Linked DNA regions of Homo sapiens: regions 1 and 3 are each linked to region 2. The links are chromatin contacts, found by Hi-C or POLR2A ChIA-PET in ENCODE. All regions are on one chromosome and are shown on one strand. Each heading gives the region's core, a stretch centred on a gene start or an enhancer-like site at or near the end of the contact. The rest is flanking DNA. Distances are from core to core; before and after follow the strand shown.

Region 1 (2,700 bases), core at 201-2,700, 5.1 Mb after region 2:
GCTTTTTTTTTCTTCTTTCTCACTGTCCGTCTGCCACATGAGCTTAAAGATGCAGCTATAATTGCAGAAGTATATGGTTCATCAGAATAAAAGGAGGCCCGCATTTCTAGCTGGAGGATGGAAAGGAGAAGCCCCTGGGAACCTGAAAGTACGGGTCAGATGGTGAAGAGGAAGAAACTTTAGAAAGAGACCCATGAACATTATTCATAAACTCCTGGATTCACCTGCCCCTCAACTTATGCATGCCTAGATATGGTTCTAATTGGCACACTAAAGATGCTAAGACCTGAACTAATGAGTAGAGCATTGCACAGTTCCCAATTTCACCCCTGGTTGATGCACATGTCTGAATAGCACTACAAAGGCTTTCAGAATGGAACTGACATTGGAACCAGATCCCACAGATTGTCTTCATCTCACCAGGGTGATTGCTTGCTAAAACAATAGTATCAATATACTCCAAAATTTAAATAAGATCCAGTCTAACTAAATATTTGTTCAAAATGTTCAAATTACAATCCAAAATTACACAGTATATGAAGAACCACGAAAATGTCAACTTCCATGGGGAAAGAAAACACAAGCCAAGGAGGACATGACAGAGATGTTGGAACTATCCGACAAACAGTTTAAAGCATTTGGTATAAAATGCTCAAAATACCCAATGAATGAAGAAATAAATGAAGTCATTTAACAACATTTAGAGTTCATCTTTTTCTGCCTCTGAATTACCTTTTCTCCAAATTGATTACCTTTTAAGTTGGGAGGAGAAAACTCCAAACTTTTAAGTCCTAAGTTATAAAACCTTGATATTCCCTAACTGTGGCAAAAGTCATTTTTTTCACTTACTAAAGCATCATATAAAGCTATATATATATATATTTCCAGTGCATCCAATGTAACATAATTCCATTAGAATGCCCTACTAAGTTTCTACTCAACCTTTGTTACTTTTTTGATTTGTAAATGTCCTTTACATACTATTTTCTACCTTTTCTCTCTTAAGAGCTTCCATGATAGGTTTTCTACCTATGTAATAATGATGGTATCTTGTATCTGAGTAACACTTTAGAGTTTGTATAGATTTTTTTTTAGTGAAATTAACTGTTATTTTCAATCCTAAACTTAACCTTATCTCATTGTCTTACATCTTTCTCTCATTGTTCCCTCTCCTTAGTTGTTAGAACTGGGAATATAAATATATGCATGTTTTACACAAATTATAAGCCAATTTATGGACTCCCACATTCCATCTCTTATCCTTGAAAACTTTTTACTAGATCAGCACCTTTCCTGTGTGAGCCCATCACTACCACTACCTTCCCATTCCAGTCCTCACACTTACTCTGTAGAGCCCAGCTTCTTACCTGGGTTTGCAGGCAATTCAGATGGTGTAATGTCTTTCTCCACATTGTTACTGTCATGCATTTTGCCTCCAGTTTCTATGAGTGATCTAAACCACAGTCTCTACGTTTTCAACCCCAAGAATGATTCAAAACAAAACAAAAAAAAAGCCCAACGACTAAAACGTGTAAGTGTGTAACCGCCCCAGTAACTCAAAATGTCAAGCCTTTAAGTTAAATATAGCTAGAGGAACAAATGAAGCATAAATTGTTTCAAAAATCAGCTCATCACAACAGAATAAACTGGTGTTTGTAAGAATTTTAAAAAGTTGAAGCTACTTCTCTAACAGTATTTTGGTTACGAAAGAAACTAATGTTTGATAACTTAAAATTTCTTTGACTATTAAAAATTATAATTGTATTTTGTGCGGTACAAAGCAATATTATGATAGAAAATAAGAATTTATTGAAAGGAAGGAGTTGGCTCTCAGAGGAAATGAATGTTAGGTAAGTAAAGACAACAGCAATTTTAATCTCAAATTAAAATTCATTCCCAAGAGTTTACGCTCATTCAAAAAATATCTTGTTTTCAATTTCTTCAAGATATTTTGGGAATTTGCTGCTATGGCTGCTACAACAACTTTTCAAAAATGGGCTTGAACGGTGTGCAGCTTCTGTGCTCCCTCTGGCATGATCCAGGAGCACAGAGGCTCTTTAGCAGCAAGAGCTTCTTGTCAGATGTGTTGATTTCTTGTATATAAATGCCAGTAAGGGCACCTTTTACTAAAATATAATTTATAGTAATGTGCACAAATCATAAGCATACAACTAAACACATTCATTAAAAATATAACATGTAACAAGTGCCTAGATGAAGTATATCTTAAAACCACGTAAAACAATACCAACACGCTATGTGCCCTACTCATGTCCTGCAACGCTCATTACCCCAAATACAATCTCTATCTTAACTCTGACAACATATTTTCCCTGCTTTTGAATTCTATACAGTAGCCCCCCTTACCTGTAAGAAATAAGTTCCAGATTGGACAGCTATTGCCTTTATCAAATAGAAATGAAGTTGCATTAGGACTGAGTTCCAGTTTCTGTAAGATTTTATATATCTTTTTCTTTACTATTTCATCATTTCTAGTTTGTCCTAGGACCTATGATAAAGCCTTCTAGTAATTCCATCTGAGAACCTGCTTTTTATCAAAGCTGCTTCTCTTTCTTGGAAGTTGAATTTGGTTTTGTCTCCTGAACAACATGTGATTGCCAAAAGTTCAAGTCTGTTTTTCACATAGTTCTTCCTAACCTCCTTTCCTGTGAAATTTAATAATTTGAAAATTGCTTGAGA
Region 2 (2,700 bases), core at 169-2,668:
TAGTCAGGATGGTCTCGATCTCCTGACCTCGTAATCCGCCCTCCTCGGCCTCCCAGAGCGCTGGGATTACAGGCGTGAGCCACCGCGCCCGGCCCCATTACAATAATTCTTATCTCTTCAAGATCTGATAGACTTTTCCTCTTCCCTCTGAGTCAAATATTAAAATCATGAGTGAAGTTCGACCATTCAGGACTTTTTCCAGCCATTCAAGACAGTGTTCCAACTCTTTTATCTTTAACAAAAAGTAAAAGAAAAATAAATACCTTTTGGGTTATGAAGATGGGCATGGATTGAAACAAATGTAAACTATAGGCATTTATAAATATAACAAAATTTTACCATAAAGTCTTCCTGCTGTAAAGGCTTATCTTCAAGACCAGGGACAAAGAAGCCCCACTTACTAAAATTCATTGCTCAGAATCCTAATTAACTACCTGGGAAAGACTTATGACTCATCCTCTAAATAACAGCTGCTTTTTAACACAGTAAAACCTTTAGAGAAGACAGGGTCCTGACACCTTTGAAGAGCGGTGACACCTTACAGAAACTTTCGTTTTTGTTCAGGGATTCTCTTGAGAAAGGAAGGGATTCAGAACCTCCTGAGGGGATTTGCAGTAGAAATCATTATTCCAAGTCATGATTGTGGCATCCATTGTTTTACAAGAACTTTGAATTTTTAAGTGGAAAATGTGAGATGAGAACCTGAGATTTGAATGACATAAGACATTGACAATATTTCAACTAAATAACCACAGGAAGTTACTTGGTTGAAAAGCACACAGGCTCTTGCAGGGCAGGAAAACCTGCAAATTGCGCAGAAGCAGCTGAAAGGGGAATGGCGGGGGTCGGGGGGAGGTGGGGGTGGAGTGTAGGTGGGGGACGGGAAGCTGCACTTTCTTTTTTCAATTGAAAGAATTTTAATTATCTGCAGGGCCGTAAAAGAGAAAAAAGTCCTCTCCCCCTACTATGTCTTCAGAAGACCCACGTGTGAAAAATTTTAAATTTTAAGTAATTGCTTTGAAATCTCGGATGTAAAGCTTTTCAGGTTTTTATAGAGTTTCATAGTAAGTCAGGAATTCCGTTTGAAAAAACAGAAGGAGGGAGGGACAGAACAAGGAACGTGCATAGGATCTGGCCTACTTTTATTTAAGCGCTGAGAAAAGGCAATATAAATTCTTTTAGCTCATACTGTTTTAACTTTAAAACGTATCACCATGAACCTTTCTCCAAACATCAGAAAAAATTTTCCCAAAAGAGCAAACAACAAAAAAATCAGGCTGGTTTCGCTGACTGCTTCCTGGACTTAACAACTATAGCATGTCTCCAGAGGTGGGGCCTAGAGCTCCGCCCACTTTTTTGATGTTTTCAAACAGGTCCGCATCGAGAGACTATAAGCCCTGGTCTGCGACTGGCAATCACAGTGGGCAGCCCGATTTTCTGCTGAGTAGGCGCTGTGATTTCAGAATGTCTGGGCGAGGTAAAGGTGGCAAGGGGCTGGGTAAGGGAGGCGCCAAGCGCCACCGGAAGGTGCTGCGGGACAATATCCAAGGCATTACAAAGCCGGCGATTCGCCGTCTCGCCCGACGTGGGGGCGTCAAGCGCATTTCTGGTCTCATCTACGAGGAGACCCGGGGAGTCCTCAAAGTCTTCCTGGAGAACGTGATCCGTGACGCGGTGACTTACACGGAGCACGCCAAGCGCAAGACCGTCACGGCCATGGATGTGGTGTACGCGCTGAAACGCCAGGGTCGCACCCTTTATGGTTTCGGCGGTTGAGCTGTCCCCACAGCTTCTCTACAGACTCCAAAAGGCCCTTTTCAGGGCCCCCAAACTGTCACAGAAAGAGCTGTTAACACTTCCTAGATAACGGGTAAATATCAACCCTTTGATGTCGCCTTCCGGATACCGGAAATGGGATATTCGCGGCCCGAGCATCTGCTCGGGATTAGACTTGGCGGGCACGGGGAGAACTAGACCTCAAGGAGGGGGTTCCGCCTGTGCTTAGGTACGACCCTGGAGGTGCCGCGCAACGCAGTAGTGACCTCCCAAAATCCAGACACCGGATTTTGTTTAGAAGAGTGCTTGTACAAAGCCCTAGTGTTAGAACTGGTCATGGTCTTCTAAGCGGCCGAGTCGTTGGCCCATAAGCACGTATCGGATGGCTTCCATGTAAATCAGGGCTTAGGTGACTTCCTGCTGGCCTTCAGGGGTGAGCGTCACGCGTCAAGGGCGGTTCGTGCGTGTGCAGGGCTTGCTAAGTCGCAGGAAATGGGAGGTCGCAGCACGCCGCTACCTGCAAGCCCGAAAGCTGAATGCAGCTCTAGTGTGGCGCGTAGTCTTACTGGGTACTATTTTACTTAATCGCTGACGTTGAGTGAGAGGTGACCAAGCTCAGATGCTGAGATTAAGGCGGCCGGGCGAAACTCGCGACACCCTGCGATTCCCTCTTAGCCAGCTGCGTAAAGTTGCCTACGCCAAGCGGGTAGCGTCCTGCTCGGCCACCTGGCGGCGGGCGTGGAGTTGGCAGGCAGGCAGTGGGGGTCACGCCGGCATGAAAGGCCAGATCACCTGCAGGTCGCCAAGTTGCCGGGAATCCCCCGCTCCGAGCAGTGTCATGCCCATCACAAATAACCCTATCGCAGCCGGGAGGTAAGCCCTGGCTTCCGAGTAAAGGCCCTGTTCAGAGCAGCCTGGGGGTCT
Region 3 (2,700 bases), core at 120-2,619, 6.7 Mb after region 2:
GCCTGGCCAACTTGGTGAAACCCCATCTCTACTCAAAATACAAAAATTAGCCAGGTGTGGTGGTGCATGCGTGTAATCCCAACTATTCAGGAAGCTGAAGCAGGAGAATCGCTTGAACCCAGGAGGCGGAGGTTGCAGTGAGCTGAGATTGAGCCATTGCGCTCCGGCCTGGGCAACAAAGTGAGACTACATCTCAAAAAAAAAAAAAAAAAAAAAAAAAAGAACAAACAAATAGTATTTGTAACTGCTTTATTGCATTTCCTACATTCTTTCACATCCATTATATGATTTAATTTTACTCTCCCAAAAACCCTTGTTAAGCACATTATAAGAGCGCAGGTATCATCACTAACAGGTTTTTTTTTCTATTTTACAGATGAGAAAATTGAGGCTTGGAAAGGGCTCACACTCATATGGTTTAACATGAAGCCCAGTGAACTGTCTTTCAACTACATAATGTCCTATAGCATCCTCAGAACCTCACAGTCATTGGATTACAAGGTAGGTAGTTAGGCCCAACAGAGAAAAATGCTGCCTCAACTTTGGAGGGAAAAGGTGTAGGAGAGGTTAAGAAGGGAGGTAGGGAAGGAAGACAGAAAATACTATATAATCATCAAGAAAATACAATGAGAAGAAACAGAATGAACAACCGTTGTAAAGCTTATGATCATAACCTTTGCTCACTGGTAAAACTGCTGAAGGAAAAACCGAATGGTGGATGATGACAGTTGGTGACGAAATTGACAACAGTACAAAAAATAAATCAGATAATCCAGAGTGGCAAGCAACACGATTACCCATAAATGTGCATGGGGAACTGGAAAGGTGTGTGTGTGTGTGTGTGTGTGTGTGTGTGTGTGTGTGTGTGAGAGAGAGAGAGAGAGAAAGGATGAGGATGATAAGCTGAAGGACGCAGGGAAGAGCGAATGAAAGGGGACTGGCAATGGAGCAAGCACGACTGAAAGTGCATGATGGGGAGCAGATGGGTGCCCCAGGGGATTACGGGAGAGGCAGAGTGGAATAACGCAGAGTGGTAATTTAATAAAAAACAAAACAAAAAAAAAAACGGCAGAAATATGGTGATGACAGTCCAGAGTGGAGATGGAGCAGGTGGTCAGGGAGATGACAACCCAGGTAGGGAGGCTAGCAAGGTGACAATACAGAGGTAGTAGTGGCAGGGACGGACAGCGTGCTAGCTGAGAAGGAAGCTGTCATCTGCGACAGAGTACGCGTGTGCGGCAGCGCCTCGGGGTTAGTACCTGTAACCGCGGTTGGAGGCCCGGGGCGGAATCCGGTAGACGCTGACGTCTGGCTTCACACACAGCACAGACTCGTACTCCAACTCGGTCGCCATCTTGGGTCCGCTGTCGGCGCTGCCGGGGGCGAAACGTAAGACCGGAGGCGGAGCACGGGAGGCGGAGATGCAAAGCGCGACAACTTCTGTTGCGTCACTTCCGCGCGAGTTCAAGTTAGTTTCTGAGATTAACCTTTTCGGTGACGCGGGGAGCCATATTGAAACCTGGAAACGATGAGGCTGCACGGCTCACCGTCTTGGATAATGGCAAAGATGGCCTGCAAGTGCGTGACTCTCGTTATGGAAATCTCTGTCCTGGAGAGGTGCTTACGAAAAGCGCCATCTTACTCTAGGCAGGTGCCTGGAGTGTCCTACGAGGACGAGGACCATATTGAATCGTGACGGATTTTCTTACAGGAGTCACTTCCTAACTGTAGTCTCCTGGCAGAAAAGAGGCAACCTCCAGCCGGTAGTCCCAGACGAGGTACCTGCAGAGAATGATGTATGATCTGGTCATAGACACCGTGGATTTCAACTCTCCAGAGTCTAAACGCTGAAAACACCCAACTTGATTTAGTGCCTTACACTCTTTATCTCCGATTTTTCAGGACGACACCTGTTAAAATGTTTTGCCACACTTTCGGCGTGTATTCCGATTATCTTTTTGGAAAATTTGATCCTGTTAAATAGACTATACGTGGGATCAACCCAATTCCTGATAAAATCGGAAGCATAATGAACTATCTAATGGCCTATATTAGCTCCCAGTTCTATTATAATGATAAATGCTACCGAACTCTCACCATAAATATGCTTTTTCTGCGCCCCAAAGGTAAACTTAACCACAACACCCTGACAGTACAGATAGCAAGTGGCAAAACTGAGACAGAAACTCAAGCCTGCCTCATTACAACAGCAGCAGTCTTCACCGCTGCTGGAGCTGGCAAGGTCACCAAGTCTGCCCAGAAAGCTCAGAAGGCTAGATGAATATCATCCCTAATACCTGCCACCCCACTCTTAATCAGTGGTGGAAGAACGGTCTCAGAACTGTTTGTTTCAACTGGCCATTTAAGTTCAGTAGTAAAAGACTGGTTAATGAAAACAATGCATCGTAAAACCTTCAGAAGGAAAGGAGAATGTTTTGTGGACCACTGGTTTTCTTCTTCAGAAGGAAAGGAGAATGTTTTGTGGACCACTGGTTTTCTTTTTTGCGTGTGGCAGTTTTAAGTTATTAGTTTTTTAAATCAGTACTTTTTAATGGAAACATCCAAAAATTTGTCACAGAATTTTGAGACCCATTAAAAAAGTTTAATGAGAAAAAAAAAAAAAGCAAACCTGCCTCTAATTTGTCTGCTCCACCTTGGAAAGTGATATCTTAAATTTCAAAAAGAATTACCACATTTATC

What was found. Hi-C counts contacts between places; a loop is a spot of excess contacts on that map. ChIA-PET counts read pairs that join two places held with the same protein, here RNA polymerase II (POLR2A). Pooled maps may share reads with other maps.
Region 1: a map of naive thymus-derived CD4-positive, alpha-beta T cell shows a loop between it and region 2 (14-fold over the local background). The contact joins the promoter of CLEC2D here to the promoter of H4C16 in region 2. A Hi-C loop is called at or near these places in 1 of 168 maps with a recorded cell type or tissue (naive thymus-derived CD4-positive, alpha-beta T cell), 1 of 37 single-sample maps with no recorded cell type and 9 of 50 pooled maps.
Region 3: a loop to region 2 is called in a map of naive thymus-derived CD4-positive, alpha-beta T cell, with 21 times the contacts of the local background. The contact joins the promoter of NECAP1 here to the promoter of H4C16 in region 2. A Hi-C loop is called at or near these places in 1 of 168 maps with a recorded cell type or tissue (naive thymus-derived CD4-positive, alpha-beta T cell) and 6 of 50 pooled maps. POLR2A ChIA-PET finds 5 or more read pairs at or near these places in 1 of 52 experiments (activated B cell).

The regions. Positions count from the first base shown.
Region 1 is chr12:9,668,463-9,671,162 of GRCh38, reverse strand. It overlaps CLEC2D (C-type lectin domain family 2 member D), which reads right to left and starts at 1,450. Exons shown (of 5, transcript NM_013269.6): 1 at 1,368-1,450. The coding sequence starts at 1,428.
Region 2 is chr12:14,769,849-14,772,548 of GRCh38, reverse strand. H4C16 (H4 histone 16) reads left to right here and starts at 1,418. Exons shown (of 1, transcript NM_175054.2): 1 at 1,418-1,829. The coding sequence starts at 1,465. The coding sequence ends at 1,776. It overlaps LOC105369669, which reads left to right and starts at 1,892. Exons shown (of 3, transcript XM_047429947.1): 1 at 1,892-2,649. The coding sequence starts at 2,396. RefSeq lists enhancers at 1,606-1,935, 1,600-2,196, 2,197-2,700.
Region 3 is chr12:8,080,943-8,083,642 of GRCh38, reverse strand. NECAP1 (NECAP endocytosis associated 1) reads right to left here and starts at 1,369. Exons shown (of 8, transcript NM_015509.4): 1 at 1,260-1,369. The coding sequence starts at 1,354. RefSeq lists enhancers at 1,127-1,186, 1,257-1,476, 908-2,107.